2 separate regions of the Homo sapiens genome follow, and region 1 is linked to region 2. A link is a loop called in an ENCODE intact Hi-C map of the cell type or tissue named here. Cell type or tissue: PC-3. All regions are shown on one strand. Links, peaks and the distances in the headings refer to the core of each region. The heading gives the core; the rest is flanking DNA.

The links. Peaks named below come from ENCODE experiments on the same cell type or tissue, not always from the same donor. Only the 100,000 strongest peaks of a DNase experiment are listed, where the experiment ranks them.
Region 1: it touches region 2 in a loop (2.9-fold over the local background); 5 of 110 quality-filtered maps call a loop at or near these places.

Annotation. Positions count from the first base shown.
Region 1 is chr14:35,227,358-35,231,761 of GRCh38, forward strand. The region is part of intron 5 of PRORP (protein only RNase P catalytic subunit); the gene reads left to right. All of the region lies in intron 5 of PRORP-PSMA6 (PRORP-PSMA6 readthrough), which reads left to right. Among named protein-coding and RNA genes, the nearest start is that of PSMA6, 63 kb to the right of the region's middle. In PC-3, for the core only: CTCF peaks have their summits at 2,328 (motif pointing right) and 2,530; no DNase peak of the experiment used is centred there.
Region 2 is chr14:35,684,808-35,689,211 of GRCh38, forward strand. It overlaps RALGAPA1 (Ral GTPase activating protein catalytic subunit alpha 1), which reads right to left. Exons shown (of 42, transcript NM_001346249.2): 18 at 3,652-4,404; 19 at 1,735-1,859; 20 at 122-338. Among named protein-coding and RNA genes, the nearest start is that of SNORA101B, 76 kb to the right of the region's middle. In PC-3, for the core only: a CTCF peak has its summit at 2,717 (motif pointing left); a DNase peak (open chromatin) is centred at 2,704.

The DNA of each region.
Region 1 (4,404 bases), core at 250-4,249, 460 kb before region 2:
GGCGAGAACGTGGGAGGCAGAGCTTGCAGTGAGCTGAGATCGCACCACTGCACTCCAGCCTGGGTGACAGAGCGAGACTCTGTCTCAAAAAAAAAAAAGTTATGTTATGACAATACAACACATTGGCATAATGTCCCCTTAGAAGCATGGAAATCATCTGTGCTTTCCTTCATTCAGGTTTCTCCAGCTTGCACCTATAAATCTGAACCAGTCCTTTAGCTTTTAATGTTCTTCTTCCTCTTCCATCCTGGTCTATCCTTACATAAGAGAACTCCCACCAAAAATATCCTTACTTCTCCCAGGGACTCTCTACTTCTCAGAGAGTCCCAGTTTATATCTTACAGCAAAATGAAATAAATAGGAATTTGGGCATATTTTAAACTTTTTTTAAAATTTTAGTTTAAAATTATAATTTTTTTCTTTATTGTTCACAGTTAAGTAACAAGTAATTTTTTTTTGCACAAGCCCGCAGAAATACGTAACAGGTAATTTAAAGACTTAAATCAGCCGGGCGCAGTGGCTCATGCCTGTAATCCCAGCACTTTGGGAGGCCGAGGTCGGTGGATCACAAGGTCAGGAGTTCGAGACCAGCCTGGCCAATATGGTGAAATCCCATCTTTACTAAAAATACAAAAATTAGCCGGGCGTGGTGGCACACGCCTGTAGTCCCAGCTACTTGGGAGGCTGAGGCAGAAGAATCGCTTGAACCCAGGAAGTGGAGGTTGCAGTGAGCCAAGATCGCGCCACTGCACTCCAGCCTGGGCGATAGAGCAAGACTCCGTCTCAAAATAAATAAATAAATGAAGACTTAAAATCATAAGTGCTAGCTTTACAATATTAATTTTTAAAAGATAATAGCCAGCCATTGAGCATTATTGCCTTCCCTTGTGTGTGAAAAAAGAAAACATAACATGTAACTCTGAATAAATATAGAGTTAAAAAAATAATTTCAACTTCTGTTTTAGATTCTGGGGCTACATGTACAGATTTGTTACACAGATATATTGCACGATGCTGAGGTTTGGATTACGAATGATCCCCTCACCCAGGTAGTGAACATAGTACCCAATAGTTAGTGTTTTCAACCCTTGCCTTCCTCCCTCCATCTCCCCGCTAGTAGTCCCAGTGTCCGTTGTTGCCATCTTTATATCCATGAGTACCCAATGTTTATCTCATACTTGTAAGTGAGAACATGCAGTATTTAGCTTTCTGTTCCTGTGTTAATTTGCATAGGATAATCGCCTCCGGCTGCATCCATGTTGCTGCGAAGGACATGATTTTGTTCTTTTCTGTGGCCACATAGTATTCCATGGTGCATATGTACCACATTTTCTTTATCCAGTCCACCATTGATGGGCATCTAGGTTGAGTCCATGTCTCTGCTATTGTGAATAATGTTGCGATGAACATATGAGTGCATGTGTCTTTTTGGTAAAATGATTTTATTTTTAATATATACCCAGTAATGGGATTGCTGGGTTGAATGGTAGTTCTAAGTTATTTGAAAAATCTCCAAACTGCTTTCCATGGTGACTGAACCAATCTATATTCCCACCAACAGTGTATGAGCCTTCCCTTTTCTCCACAGCCTTGCCAGCATCTGTTTTTTACTTTTTAACAATATCCATTCTGACTGGTATGAGATGGGATCTCATTATGGTTTTGATTTATAGTTCTCTGATGATTAGCGATATTGAGCATTTTTTCATGTTTGTTGTCCACTTGTATGTCTTCTTTTGAGAAGTGTCTATTCATGTCTTTTGCCCACTTTGTAATGGGACTATTTGTTTTTTGCTTATTAAATTGCTTAAGCTCCTTATAGATTCCTGGATATTAGATTTTTGTTGGATGCGTAGTTTGCGATTATTTTCTCCTATTTGTAGGTTATCTATTTCTTCTGTTAATAGTTTCTTTTGTTGTGCAGAAGCTCTTTAGTTTAATTAGGTCCCACTTGTTGATTTTTGTTTTTATTGCAGTTGCTTTTGAGGACTTAGTCATAAATTCTTTCTGAAGGCCGACGTCCAGAATGGTGTTTACTAGGTTTTCTTTTAGGATTTCTATAGTTTGAGGTTTTATGTTTAAATCTTTAATCCATCTTGACTTAATTTTTGTATATGGTGAAAGGTAAAGGTCCAGTTTCATTCTCCTGCTATGACTGGCCAGCTATCCCGGCACCATTTATTGAATAGGGAGTCTTTTCCCCATTAATGCTGGTATTTTAAAAGGGCATGAAGATGTTGGCCTATAGTATGCCAACCTTTTCATTTCAGTTACTCCCCACCCCTCATAAAATACTTTGTTTACATTATGCCCTGTAGATGGCAGTACTTATATGAAAAATGTAAGTTTAGAAAGAGCTTTGAGAATGATTAGCAGGTGGGGTCTTTAATGAGAAAGGCTTAATTGACATGTTCTTTGTCAATTTTTTTCATTCACTGGATTTTTTTCAAACAATCACAAGCTTTCTTTATCACTCATGATGTTTCCATTGAGTTTTCTTTCACCATCGCCTGACCTCCCTAGACCCCACTTTTGTTTCAGAAATCACATGTTACACAATCATTTTCTCTTTAGAGGGCAGTGATTAGAAACTAGTTGATTACATATATGATAGGATCCTGTGTAAACTTCTGGGTACATATTTTTTTTCTCAAGAAGCTCGAGTGCCAGCCAGATGTCATTACTGTAAATTCTTTTTTTTTTTTTTTTTTTTGAGACCAAGTATCACTCTGTGGCCCAGGCTGGAGTGCAGTGGTGCAATCTCTGCTCACTGCAACCTCTGCCTCCCAGGTTCAAGCAATTCTCCTGCCTCAGCCTCTCTAGTGGCTGGGATTACAGGTATGCGCCATAACTCCTGGCTCATTTTTGTATTTTTAGTAGAAACGGGTTTCGCCATGTTGCCCAGGCTGGTCTCTAACTCCTGGACTCAAGCAATCCACCCGCCTTGGCCTCCCAAGGTATTGGGATTACAGGCGTGAGCCACCACGCCCAACCCATTACTGTAAATTCTGATAGAGATGGGGAAAGCAGTATCACATAGCTTTCAAATATGATTTCATTACAAATCTACAGTTATAGGGTCAATCAAGTATATCTTTGAGCGGGAGAAAGTAACTCATTCAGGAATATGAAAAGCTGTCTTGTTCTCCCTAAACATTGGGGATTTTGACTGTGGGATTCATTTAGTAAGTATTCATCGAGTACTTATATGTTAGGCACTGTGCTGGGTAGGTATCCTGCATTACAATTATGAAAGGACATAGTCCGTACTCTCAGATATGCCTTTTCAAGTTAGTGAAACCTGGTGATTCTTGTGAAAGAGGTATGTGGAAGATACGGTAAAAGCACAGAATAGGAATAGATGGTTATGGCAGATATTACCAATTAATTACAACACACTTTTCTTCCAAGTCTGCTGGTCTCAAACTCCTCCACAACACTTGAGAAGCTGGTATTGTTCAATCAAAGAAGACATGCAAGAAGCCTGTTGCCTAAACATGGCATGGTGGGAGTAGTGCCTAAGATACTACTGAGAAATGTTATGCAGTATGCCACCAACTGTGTAAAGACAGGAAAAGAGAACACACACACACACACACACACACACACACACACACACACACTTGCTTGTTGATGTCTAGTCTCTAGAAGGCTACTGAAGAAATGGATAATACTGGTTGCCTCTCGGGAGAACAGCTAGGTGGCTGGGGGATGGAGTGGGAGAGAAACTTTTTATTGAATATCATTTGGTTTCTTTTGGAGTTTGAGCCATGTGAATTTATTACCCATACAAAAATGAAGTTCAAGGTTTACTACCTTACATCACATTACCATGTCTGAGGAGAATATATACCAGTTGTCTTTTATTTGGTGGGTTTTTTAATCTACTAAACTCCTAATCATATACTAAATAGAATAAAAGTATTGCCAAGGATCATTTAAGTATCTTGTAACACTTTTTGTTTTGGTTATGGGAAATTACCAGTTTTTATTTTTCACGCTTCTCAACTAGTATATCCTGATAAACCTTGAGTGGCTGAGAGTGGAAGTGGTTCCTCCCACAAAAGCCAACTATAGATTTTTTTTTATGTACAGCAAAGAGCTATGTGTTTTTGTATTTGTTTGGCTTTGTTGTTTTAATGGAAATTATACATGAGCTATGCCAGATAATCCTGGCAGAAAACAGATTGTGAACAGAAAACATATGGTTAGTAAGTCCATTTGCATTGCTCAGAATTTAGAGCAAATTAACATATTTCCTTGTTGAGATGAATTGGAGTAGTCATAGTAGGACAGATAGAGGCGCCAACTCTCTTGAAATAAATTTTTATAGCTGAAATTTAAAAATACTGGGAATGTGAAAGGAAAGTCCTTAGAATCAGCCATACCCCAGGGGTCCTTAGA
Region 2 (4,404 bases), core at 292-4,291:
CGTGGGAGCCACTGCCTAAGTAACACTGGAGAGGAAGGTGATGGCTACATAATCCGTAAGTCAGTCTTGAACAGAAGACAATCAACATAAAACATAGTATTCAAATAGAAAAGATACTTGCTGTCAAATTTTCGGCCATCATATTGGAAAGCGCTGAAAGAATCCGAATGACTATCTGAGCTGATAAGATCACTGCTCCCTGCACTGGCAGGAGAAGTCCATTCTGAGGGCACACCTGGGTCATCAATAGGGCGCATCTGGTTCTGCTTGTTTAGAATATCAGGGAGGTCTTTGGGAATTTCCAGGCTGCCTGGACTACTTCCTCTTCTTGTCATAGTCTAAACGTTCAAGAAATATTTTACCATTAAGAAAAAGCTTTTATTCTCTTTAACCATCTGAAACCTTTAATTTCCAAACCATCACAATAAATGCTGAGATTTAGAGGCTGAAGTAGGAGTGGAGAACACACTCACCAAACAATCTATGTAACTGAATGGAGCTAGAGCCTGACCTATTGTTGGTCTGCCTAAAGACCCAAATATCACATGATGCTGGGCCTGTGACTCTTAAGCCTCAGCAGGATCCATGCAGTGAATATAAATTAAAACAGCAGAAAGAGTATTTAGTGGAAAAAAAGCAGCAAATAAAAAAGACAGTGGAAGAGTGGAAAGAATGACAGCAAAGATGTCATTCAATGATTTTTATCCACTCAAGGGAAAAAAGTAAGCCTAAAAAGAAAGGGGCGGGGTATATAATGGAGTTATAGAGAAGTCAAACCCAAATGAAATATGACAGTTTAAAAAAAGCAATTCCAGGTCCAGCACAGTGGCTCACTCTGGTAATCCCAGCACTTTGGGAGGCTGAGGTGGGCAGATCACCTGAGGTCAGGAGTTCGAGACCAGTCTGGCCAACATGGTGAAACCCTGTCTCTACTAAAAATAGAACAATTATCCAGGCATGGTGGTGTGCACCTGTAATCCTAGCTACTCAGGGGGCTCAGGCAGGAGGATTGCTGGAACCCGGGAGACGGAGGCTGCAGTGAGCACTGCACTCCACCCTGGGCGACAAAGCGACACTCTGTCTCAAAAGAAACTAGTTCCATATATATTTATCCTTCCCTAACAATTAAGCATTATTAGGGATAAAAGAGCTTCTGCTTTCATGTTGCCATACTCCTAACATTCAAGATAAAGATAACTTTTAAGTCTCTTCCAAAGTTATCTAAAATGGTTAAGCAGTATTTGTGCTAGCAAAACTATGGGAGCTGGTTCACAAGCAGATCTTGAGACAAAAATAAAAATTATATATGTATTTTTATTTTAAATTATATATTAGATTATATTTATTTATTTATATAACTACGGGAGCTGGGGCAGAAGACCTCCATTGCTATCTTTCCCATTGAGGGCTTGCAGCTGGCACCAGGGTAACCTACGAGCAAAGACAAAAAAAGGGGAGACTAGGAAGGTAGTTGCTTATACCTGTGTATTTGTGCACAGGTACCTGTCTGATCTTTCACCCTGGTGAAAATTATGAGGCTGTTTATGTCTTTAGATAAAAAATGTTATAAAAATGTAATTCAAAAATCTTAATTCATAAAAAGGGTTATATTTTGAGGAAAGGTTATTTTGAATAAAAATTCCCATATATAAATTGACATATATGTACATAGGTATATATCTGTTAGTTTTTCTACCCTCCTCTATAAAACCAAATATATAAAATAAAACTTACCGAGGCATTACCACTTCGAAGTCGTTCTGCTATAAACTCATCCATCAGATCAGGAACATTAGCACTGCTGCCGCCAATATCACTATTAAGAGGAGGCAGTTTTTGGCTCATGTCCTCTTTATTGACTAAAAATAAATAAATAACTATATATAGTGAGGAAAAACTTAACTGCATTTTCTAACTTTGAAACAAACAACAACCCAAAACAAAGTACCTTTGCCAATTATTTGCCAAACATGCATTTATGAATAATTTCCCTTCTTTCAGATTTAATTTTAAGAATTAGTAAATTGATATTTACTTTATTTAACTAAGCAGATGTTAGTCAATCTTCAGTGTAACTTTAAACAGCAAGAAAGCTTATAGATAAGCACTAGCTGAAGTTAGGTTAATATTGCCTATAAAGAAACTGGTATATTTATCTTTTTTCCTGACTCAATGTTTCTTTTTAGAGCCTTAACAATTTATAATTCCGTATTTCCCCCAAAGAACGTTTGCAGGGAATACATCCTTTGAATCTATGCAAAACTCAGTGGGATACAAATGCATTTGAGTATTTATAAATACAAATTCTATGGTTTTGATATACTGCTGTTTCTATCCACTATAAAATCTAATTTTAATGCTTTAAGAATAAAAAGTTGACTTCCACAAATGTTTTTCTTACCAAAAAAACCCAAAATAGTTATTTTGATTTTTTTATCACTACATTATTATTATTTTTACCATTTACATTAACAAGAAAGTTTTAGACTTGGGAAACTAACTTATAGAAAATAATATGGTATCTATGTCACTACTATGCTATTGAAAAGTTGATTTCTCTGCAATGAAAGGAAAATGAGCACTGTTTATATTCCTAATAAACTACAAAGTATTTCAGATTAAAAAAACACACTGGTCAGAAGCTCACTGTGAAATACCATTATCTTTATATTACTGGCCAGGCTTTGCTAAGCTGTCAAATACTGCCCTCAGGTGGCATTAATGGCTCAATGCAAGATGCATTATACAGCGTTGTTAATCATGCTAACAAAACCATGTTAAAACAAATAAAATCAAAACCAACCTTACTGCTGAAAGTTAATAGTCTATATATGTAAAGTTATTTTAACTTTGACTCAAGATAGAGAAAACAGTTACCATAATCTTGCTTTCTGTTATCTGTCCATAGAGGTTCCATATTTAAATCATGAGTGGCTACTGTGAAACCTTTATGCACATTTAAAATCTCAGAAAAAAACAAAGTAATTAAAGTGTTTCAAGGACATAACTTGCATTCTATATAAATGAATGCAAAACTAAAAGCCTACAGCATGTTTGGAAATGGCTTAAATGAAAAGTGATTAAATTCACTTTGAGATTTAAGAAATAATTTCCTCATCACTGATAGTTAACTATAATGTTGGTGCTGGCTGTAGGACCTTGATTTCTATTATGTTAGTTGTCAAAATAATTTCTATCAAGAAAAAATACAAAACCAAATAGATCAGCAGTAAAAATAAGTGAAATCAGTTAGATATATCTGGTGCCCTTTTAAACTATAGTGGGGTGGGGAAGAAAGCATAGTAACTCCTTGATAATCTTAATTTCCATACTTGTGGTATACACTCAGAAAAATACTTGATTTAGGTAGTCTTTGATAGGTTATTGAAATTTTCCTATATATCCACTTTCCTATGTTGTTGTTCAGCAGCAAAGAGGTTTAACTAAATGCCTTATAAGGGAAATTAGTAATTTAAATAAACATTCTATGCTGGGAAAAATACAGCTGGGAAAAGGCGCATGCATAACCAAACAGAGAGAAAGCAGTGACCATCCCAAAGCTTTTTGATTGCTTATAGCTTGCTTCAGTTGCATTAAGCCAAACTGGTGCTGTCTTTCTCCTTTTGCGCTCTGCACACTGTTAGTGCTCACCTGCAGCTTTCCTTCCAAAATAGCCCATTACATGACTGTACAGATCCCTCAGTGGAGCCTCTGGTGGCATTCTGTTCTGCCTCTGTGGGGAAACATTTGCCTTCGGCTTCGAAAGAGCATGTACAACAGTTTTATAAACGCCACCCAGGGAGCCCTGCTGTAGTCCTGCCTCATGACTTGATGACCTAAGAGTACTACGACTACCTAATTGACTACTTGCAATTCCTTCTTTTTGTAATATGGTGGTGGGAATCTCTGTGGATTCCTTCACTGTTTTGCTGCTTACTGATGCAGTACCAAGTGTATCTAGAGGTCTGTACACACCAGGTTTTACTAGCTCTGTAGCACTATTTGTGCTGGTATGGGTGTTGCTAGTGCTGCTATTGCTGCTACCACTACTAAAGCCACCGAGCTTCCGCAGTCTCATCTTCCATGGAGCCTCTTTGTTTTCCAGAGGATTATAAAACTGAACGGACTCAGTGGATGGCCTAAAAGTAACATGAACACTATTTCGTTTTTTAGTAGCAATTTTCATGATTTTGGCTCTATGAGTTACTGTTTCAGACAAGCTCCTTTTAGTTGGAGAAAGTTTGCTAGTACTTGTAACATGAGGCATTCTGCGGTTAACAGGTGCTTTTAGTGTTGCTTTCTTGGCACGCATAACATGTGGGACAGTGATTTTTTCATTAATTTGCACACTCTTAAGCTTTTCAACTAGTGTTACATCAACACAAGCATCTAATTCTGTGGCTG